2 separate regions of the Homo sapiens genome follow, and region 2 is linked to region 1. The links are chromatin loops, found by intact Hi-C in ENCODE. Cell type or tissue: OCI-LY7. All regions are shown on one strand. Links, peaks and the distances in the headings refer to the core of each region. The heading gives the core; the rest is flanking DNA. Region 1 overlaps LOC124903403 (a long non-coding RNA gene). Region 2 has its middle 9.9 kb from the start of LINC02914.

The links. A loop is a pair of places that touch in the nucleus more often than their neighbours do. Peaks named below come from ENCODE experiments on the same cell type or tissue, not always from the same donor. Only the 100,000 strongest peaks of a DNase experiment are listed, where the experiment ranks them.
Region 2: it touches region 1 in a loop (5-fold over the local background); 1 of 110 quality-filtered maps calls a loop at or near these places.

The regions. Positions count from the first base shown.
Region 1 is chr14:98,789,559-98,793,955 of GRCh38, reverse strand. It overlaps LOC124903403 (a long non-coding RNA gene), which reads left to right. Exons shown (of 3, transcript XR_007064379.1): 3 at 341-1,670. Among named protein-coding and RNA genes, the nearest start is that of LINC02914, 80 kb to the right of the region's middle. In OCI-LY7, for the core only: no CTCF peak of the experiment used is centred there; DNase peaks (open chromatin) are centred at 1,565, 2,105 and 2,495; H3K4me3 peaks cover 2,208 bases; H3K27ac peaks cover 3,275 bases.
Region 2 is chr14:98,719,314-98,723,710 of GRCh38, reverse strand. No RefSeq gene overlaps it. Among named protein-coding and RNA genes, the nearest start is that of LINC02914, 9.9 kb to the right of the region's middle. In OCI-LY7, for the core only: no CTCF peak of the experiment used is centred there; DNase peaks (open chromatin) are centred at 2,450 and 3,230; H3K4me3 peaks cover 2,258 bases; H3K27ac peaks cover 3,832 bases.

The DNA of each region.
Region 1 (4,397 bases), core at 217-4,216:
GGCTGGAGTGCAGTGGCACAATCACAGCTCACTGCAGCCTTGACTTCCTGGTCTCAAGTGATCCTCCCACCTTAGCTGCCTGAGTAGGTCAGACTACAGGCACTTGCCACCGTATCCAGCTAATTTTGTTTTTTGTAAATATAGGGTTTCACCATCTTTCCCAGGCTGGTCTTGTACTCCTAGGCTTAAGCGATCCACTTGGCTTGGCCTCCCAAAGTGCTGATATTACAGGTGTGAGCCACAGTACCTTGCCCCTACCTATCTCTTTTTTATATCTCTTTTCTTTTCGTTTTTTTTTTTTAGTATCATTAACATGTATTATGTCCAAAATTTGTTTCAGCCTACCTACGGACAAATGGTATGAAGAAGGACGGGGAAAAGTGAGCTGGGGCAGATGGAAGCCTCAAGTCTGACAAAGTGAATCTTTCATCCTCTTCACAATACCTAGGATGTCTTGTATCCTGGGAGATACAAGGCATTTTTTTGTTGTTGCCTCAGTTTTTAATGTTCAAATGCTGCTGTGGCTAAGAGTAAGGCTGCAGATTCTCTGTGCTGCCATCTTGAATTCCCACCTGCTCTCCCTCTTGGGATCCTTTTGACCTCCACAATATTTATCTGCTAAGAGACAATGAGGCCATGAGTCCTGCAGCCCACACTTCTTCAGACAATTTATATTTTTGGATGAGATCTCCAGAAGGGCATTGCTCACCTCTTCTATATTTTGCAAACAATTCTAGAATCTTAATCAAAGAACCATTGGCTACACATTGGCTACACACTGGCTACATTGCTCAAAAAGTTGGCATTTTAGGGACAACGTACTCCGCTTGAGATCCAAGCTGGTGGAGTTTTTCTTTGCTTAGTATCCTCCACCATCTAGGTTTTAAACTAGATGTTGTTTGGCAGGTGTGTCCCATAGCTTTCGGTTTGTGGTGGTGCTTCCCTTGTGTCATCTTCTCTCTTATTCTCATTCCTTTTTAAAAATGTTATTATTTTTGGTAGGTTTAAGAGTTGAGCATCAAGCAAAAATGTACTTTCTTAACCATCTTCAAATGAACAATTCCTGTGACTTTTAGATTAAGAGAGATGATAATCTAGGGCTTCTATATCTCCCGATTTTAATTGTAAGACAGATGCAAATTTAGCTTAAGAATTTAGGCTAAGAGCCAAGGGATCGTAGGATCAATATTTATATGTGGCCCAAATAAGTTTTGTCAGGAGGAATTTGAGCATAACAATGATAATATTGACTATAGCTGCTTGAATGCCTATGATGGTCCAGGAGCTTGGTTGATGCTTTGCTTATTTCAATTCAAATCCAAACAAGAACCTGCAGCCCACACTTCTCCAGACAATTTATATTCTTGGATGGGATCTCCAGAAGGACATTGCCACCTCTTCTATATTTTGCAAACAATTCTAGAATCTTAATCAAAGAACCACTGGCTACACATAGGCCACATTGCTGAGGTGAGGTTTGTTAACCCCATTTTACCAGAGGAAAAAGAGAAAAGTGAGAATATGAAAGATCAGGTGCCTGGATGATAAATCACTGAGCTTGCATTCAAAATCAAGTGACTTTCACTTCCTGATTCCTCCTCCTATTTTTCTCTATAGACAATATGTGAAGTCTAAAAATAAAATTTTAATTCAGTAGAAGTTTCAGCAAACCCTAGTAATTTCTTTTTCCTCATGCCCTTTGCTTTGAGTTTAATCTCTGTGGCTATTTTAGCGGCACCTCATGGGTACTTTTCCCTGGGCTCACTTATTATCAGTGTCCATTCACTAACCAGTGTATAACGGGAACTGTTAAGTGTGCCTGGATGAGAAGGGGGCTTTTTTTGTACTTTTATAGCTATTATTGATGGGTTCAATAATTTGGTCTATTTCCAATCAATATGTTCTATGCTAGGCTGAAGAGAACCAACTTCAAAAACTTTGTAAAGTTGAACTCTGGCCACAGCATCCTTTCACTCACTCAGCAATTGCAAATAACACAATGAGAGTGATTACACACTGTCTTCATCTTCACATTCTCTCACTTCCTCATGGTACATCTCCTAACCCAGTTTCTTTTCTTGCTGTATCTGGTGTCGGCTGAGGGGATAACCTACCACCTGGTTAGGAGAACTGCCCCTCCAGCCCTCCTCTGTGTATTGATCTCCAGCATTCAGTGGGTTCACAGGTGTCTGCCCGCAGAGTCTCTGCTTTGCTTTTGTCATGGAGGCACGGTGAGTGTTGTGACTCTACAGTCCTTTAGTCTTTTGTATTTGCTTAAACATTTAAAAAAGTTTTTTAATAAAAAAATGAATCTAGAGTGATTATTTTCACATCATCATTAGAAACATTTCCATAGGTGACCAAAAGCTTCAGTGATAGAAACTAGTAAGACATTATTAAGAAAATGTGCTTAAATTCAAGTTACATTTGACCATTTTCAAAAACTTGCTTTCCTCCTTCTCCCACCAGAAATATCTACTTCCCCACCTTAAAACGGTACTTTCAGCTTGACCTCCTCTGGTGGTACATAGCTTGGTAGCATTTGGTGCATAGCATTTGCCACTTAATATTGAACTTACCTATGTGTGGTTCTGTCTCTCTAAGGTGTTCCTTGAGTTCCCATCTTCTCTAAGAAGTTTCCACTTGTATCCTCAGTATCCAGTCCAGAAACCAGCAAAAAATTGATTGTCTAGAGAATGTTTCCTGCAGGGCATCATGAAAAAGCTAATATTTATAGAACACTCTTTGAAAAAACGGCTTCATGATTAAAGAGTGGTGGGAGAGGGAACCTGACTGCTTTGTAGCTCCTAAGCCTGCCACACCGTGGGCAGACACCCGTGAACCTACTGAAGGTTGGAGATTAATACACAAGAGGATGGGTGGAGAGGGAGTTCTCCTAACTGCTCCTTGCAGGACCTGACTGTAGCTTCCAGGGTTCCACCCTAGCAGCAGTTCTCTGGGAGGCCAATCTCATTACCAGTGGTTCTCAACATCAAGATGGTGTGTTGCCATATCCAGACCTTGAGTGGACTTTCCAATGATCAAGAAGTCAAGTAACCTCTCTCTTCATGGCTGTTAAAAACTTCGGCCAACATAGCATACTCAGTACAGGATTGGATTGAGGCAATGATACTGTGCTATAAAAGTGAGAGGCCATCATGCATTTATACCCACATCTTGACACATACACGTCCTAACTTTCCATGTTCTTTGCTTCTCTACAGATTTTATAGAAACTTTAAATAAAAATAAGATAATAAAATTCACACCATATAAAATTATACCATGTAACATTTATAGATGCCATTGACATCTTTGTTTTAAAGAATGTAAAAGGGCATTATATATGGGAGTTTTATAAAATTCCAAATTTTCAGCTGACAGGATGTTCCACCCTCAAACTCAACAAATGTCATTTTTTGGCCAAGCATGGTCAAAGAAATAAGAGACACAAGAAGATGTCATTGGTGTTTCAGGGTCTACTCTTTGATAGCTGTGTGGAAGATGAATTGAAAGGTGAGAGAAAGATGGAAGATTCTCGTGATGGGTGTAGAAGTCAGAGTCCCTGCTCACAAACAACCTTCATTCAAGTTCCAGGAACTGTCCTTCTGAGGCTCTCACAGCCATCCTGGGTGTTACCTCTTCTGGTTTTGCCACTGCTTCACAGTGGGACCAGGTGGGAGCAGGAGGCTACGGTTTTTCACACCTAGAAGGGCATCTGAAGAGCAACTGATCTAGCCTCTTTATTTTACAGATGGAAAAACCAAGGCCAAGGGAAGAAAATGGCCTGTCCAAACTTCCTGGGTCAGGCTGGCTTAGTGTGAATAAGGAAACCAGCGTCTGCACCCTCACAGCTGCACTCCCAGCCCCACCAAGGAAACCCATCTTACTGTGGCCTGAGTGGTAGCCATTTGAAGAACCTGACCCTCTGGGACTCAGAATCAACCCCCGTGATGACTTGTTTCATGTCCTAGTTTGGGTAACCATGTTTCTTCTTTGTTCTGGGACGCACACTCATTTTTAGTTTTAGCTGAAGTTTCTGAGAGTTCTTATGGAACTGACCACTACCTAATTCCTTTAGGAATGAGCTCTATTCAACCTTATTATTTAGGACTATTCCTTTGGCAGTGAATTAAACTCAATGGAGATGGGCTTAAACTAGATACAAGGAGACTTGCAGCAGTCCAGAGCTGTAAAGTCCAACGGTGCTTCCAGGGAGCTGCGTAGCATTATTCAGGCTTGGTTTCTTTCTATCTCTCCTCCACGTTGGCTTTCTATTTAGGGACTCTCTCTCCTTCTGGTGCCCCCTAAGCCAACCCCTAGTTTCATCTAGTTGCTGGAACTAACTCAGCAATATCATCAGAAAGAAAGCTTCCTTCCCCCCTCCAAATTCCAGT
Region 2 (4,397 bases), core at 259-4,258, 70 kb after region 1:
AGCCAGAGTTGAGCACATCCTAATTGGTTTTCTTTGCCTCCCTGAAAAGTCCTGTGTACCTTCTCATCACTCATTTATTAATTTGAAAAAAGTAGGGTGATGAGAAGCATGCATCAAGCCATGTGGCAGGTGATACAACACACACTGCCTGCTGGTTCCTCCCAACACCCTTTGATGGGCATGCTCTGGGAAGAGATGGTATATTGTGCCCAATGGATGATGTCCCCATCTTTAGGGGAATGGATTTCATGATGGTTATCAAATGAAATCCAAATTTAAAAAATGCCCCAAATGAAGGAACTGATATTACCTTCCAAAGATTAAGATTCCAAATCTCAAAATGTCACTAGCATTTGGTTGGAAAGATGATTCTGGACATGGGGCTTATGTATATAATGATACCATCACACTTGCAAAGAAGAGAAATGCAGTGAGTTGAGCCTATGCCTGTGATTTAATGAAGCAATGGATCTGGGGTCAAAACAAGAATAGCTCTCATCTGTAAGCATCTACGAGGTTCCAGAAGCCATGTTTGCTGCTTGCCAACATCTGTCAAGCATCAAGTGAACAAGTGAAACAATTCACTTTTCATAAAAGGACTTTATACTTCTCATTCGTATCATGAAGAAGGAATTCCTTTTTCCTCATTTTCTTTTCTCTGCAGACACTTTGCATGCACTAAGAATCTAACAGTAAACAACTCCATTCATTTCCTTGTGAAACTTACATTTTTGTAAGGGAGGCAGACATTATCCCAGTTATGCAATCAGTTATTTAATTAAAGGGGCGATTGATTCCACAAAGAATAAGTCCAAGAACTTCAGTAGTAGCTAACAAAGACATCCTGAGTTAGTGTGGTAGTGAAGGAAGTGGCCTTTGAACTGAAATCTGAGAAAGTCAAGAGAGAGGTAGGTAGGAATCAGCTTTTGCAGAGAGTGGAGGCTGAGATTTTTACCTTCAGACCAGTAGGGAGCCATGGACGTATTGTATATAGAGCAGAGTCCTGATCAGACTTTAATCGTCATGATGGCTGCTGTATGGTGAATGTGTTGGAAGTGGTCAAGATTAGATGAACAGAGACAAGATAGACAACTTGGACATGCCAGGCAAAAGGTAACAGGAGCCAGGGCTGCTGAGTGGTCCTAGAGAGAAGCTGCTAGGTGTCAGAGATGTGCAGGGAGAAATCCACAGGGTTTGGAAAGTGATTAGATTGGGTGGGAAATGAAGGACAGAGAATTGTCTAAATCTGGGTCCTAAGGTTCAGCTTCTACCATTAGAAGAATAGCAATGCAAAGTCACAGAGATAGTTGGTGGAGAACCTCATACAACTGATCAAAGGGCCTCATTCTGTGAACTACAAGAGAATTCAAGGGACGCATCCTCTGCCCCCCAAATGAGGATATATCACACAGAAATGGGGGATGCCTCATGCCCATCAAGGGCAGGGCTGATGCAAGTCACCCGTTCTGGGGCAGAAAACTAAAAGCTAAGAACAGTGAGGAGCCTTGAGGCTGGAGACCCGAGTGCACAGAGGCCATTTGGGCTGCAGGGGACTTGTGGAGCCCAGGCAGGTGCAGTGGGAAGCTGGTTAAAAGTAGCACAGCTGTGTGCAGAGACAGGCAGTATGGCAGGACCTGAGGATGGACCCTGAAGAAAGACAAAGGTGGCTTTGAATCTTGGATCTGCCACTCACCAGGTGAGTGGATTTGGGCAGGCATCTCAACCTGTCTGAGCTTCCCATCTGTATTAGTCCATTCTCATGCTGCTAATAAAGACATACCCAAGACTGGATAATTTATAAAGAAAAGAGGTTTAATTGCCTCACAGTTCAGCAAGGCTGGGGAGGCCTCAATCATGGCAGAAGGCAAGGAGAAGCAAAGTCATGTCTTACATGGCAGCAGGCAAGAGATCGTGCACAGGGAAACTCTCCTTTATAAAACCATCAGGTCTTGTGAGACTAATTCATATCATGAGACCAGCACAGGAAAGACCTGTCCCACCTCCATGATTCTATAACCTCCCACTGGGTCTCTCCCACAACACGTGGAGATTATGGGAGCTACAATTCAAGATGAGATTTGAGTGGGGACACAGCCAAATCATATCACCATCTGTGGAAGGAAGGTAACCTTAACATTAATCTTAAGTGAAGACTGGATGAGATGATGGGGAGAAGAACCAAACATAACAACTCACAGGTGACGGGTGTTCAATGAACCTGCTACTGTTGTTATCATTATCATCATAAGGGGAGCAAACATAAAACCTAACACCAAAGCAAAGCAAAAGTCAGGGCAGCCCCTGTGGAGGAGTGCAGGCTTTAGGGTACCAGCAGAAAGGAGGCAGGTAGCAGAGACTGAACTCCAGTGTTCCTCTTTTGCTTTCATAAAGCTTCAGGTTTCTGAACAAACCACAAGCACTCAATCTGAATAATTATAGAAAGTCAAGGACCAACCTCTCACTCTGCAAAGCAGCAACTGCTAGTAATGAACCATGATTCCGCAGCCAATCATAGTCTGACCTTGGCCACAGCCAGAGCCAGTAGGCTCTGTAAGGTCTGGCTTGCAGATGTGTTTTGTTTGGCCTTCACACTGTTTTTTTTTTTTTTTTTTTTTTTTGTAATTAGTAATAAACATTTAACATTTGGATTCGCCACATTAAAATGAGAATTTTCTGCTTCTACTGAGAGACCAGAAGATCTGACAAAGCTTGAGTTCACATGTCAACAGGGTTGGAGACCCCTGGACCTAATAGGTGGCTGTCTCTGAAAAGAGACACCTGTTCTCCAAGTCCCCAAAGTCCTAGGGTGACTCTTAATGATTTCTGTATTTTCTTATACCAACCCTACCTCTCTTACCTTCCTGAGTCCTGTAGCCTTGAGAATTTTTGAAACCTTTATCTAAAGCAATGGTTATCAACTATGTTCCAGGTAGAAACACTATTTTTCTTTAAAGTGGATAAAGCATCATTAACATGGACCATTGACAGTATTTTCCAAGTCTTCACAGCCATGCACAAGGACACACATGTGCTCATGCTAAGCAAAGCTTATTGATGAGTTTTCTGAACGTTTTCTCCAATAATGTTCTTTAAAGTCTTAAGCTTGTCTATACTAGAATCTGCCGTCAGCAGCAGATTGGGCTCACATTTACATCTTTGGGTTTTTTTTTTTTTACATCGAAGGCATCTATCTTTCACAGTTCTTCTCCAGGTGTTTTGCCACCTGAATGCTTCTGAGATGCACTTGGCCAAAAGTTCTGGTTCAAAAGAATCAAAAAGTCTTCTAGGCCCCAAGGGAAATGTCTTTTGACAATTCCTCTTCTCCGTTCTCCCTTGATGAGTTCGGGAGGAGGTAAAGAGACACATAGGAAAAATCTGCCTGTTCTATTAAAACAAAACAAAATAAAACAAGGTTGAAAAATAGTAGACAGGGAAGATATTTTGCCTCAGCAGCAAAATCAACTACTTGTGGAATTTCATTTACCAGAGGATACGGTGTTTTCTTAAATATTCTATAGTGATTAGCTGGCAAAATCTCAAACATTTTTTAACACAAGATGTCTTTGGTCAATAAATACCAGAACTGAAATGTCCTGGGGGTGGAGATTTATGATCTAAGCACAAGAAACACACCCATAAATCAGGCAGAGAAAGCTCTCAGGTAGCCGAGCAGGCATTATGCAGATCTCAGAAGAGGCCCAGGAAGGAAGACTTGGGGTCCTGGCAGGGCTGAGCTCATATCAACCTGTGGGAGAAAGGGACGGGCTTTCGAAGGCTCCATTTCTTCATCCACAAAAGAATGAACACTTTGCCTTTGCACTGTTGAGTTTCTCTTTTTCTAATCATTGGAAATTTTTCCTTTTCTATTGTTCACAAACATTTGCAAAGACAGACATGTTGTGAAGGACCTGGGGAACCAGGTTGAAATTGTGGCTGGAACACTCGGCTGTGTGAGCTTGGGCAAGTCTCTTAAACGCTCTCGCATTTTGCATCCTTCTCTGAAAAGTGAGGATAATAATACCCACCATACAGGAGGACTGTGAGGATTAAATCAGATAATGTTGTGAAATGCTTAGCACAGTGGCTTGCAAAGTTTCACTTACAGATAACATTTATTAAAGTGCCTGGCACCATGTAGGTCGTCTATAAATTACCCTTAGCCCTTTCCAATGTGCAAAGTTAAGGGAAAATGTAGATGATGCTCTATAATAAATAGTAGCTTCATCCAGATGCAAACTTGACAGAGTTTTTTGTGGTTTATCTTGATATGGAGTCCAGTTCTGATAATTGGGCTTCTCTTGGGTCCCAAGATCCAGTCTCACCTTGAATTTGGTTTGTTTACTCTCTGTTCCCTCCCAGGCTTATTCTCCATCTCTGGCTTTTTCAACTCTGAGTCT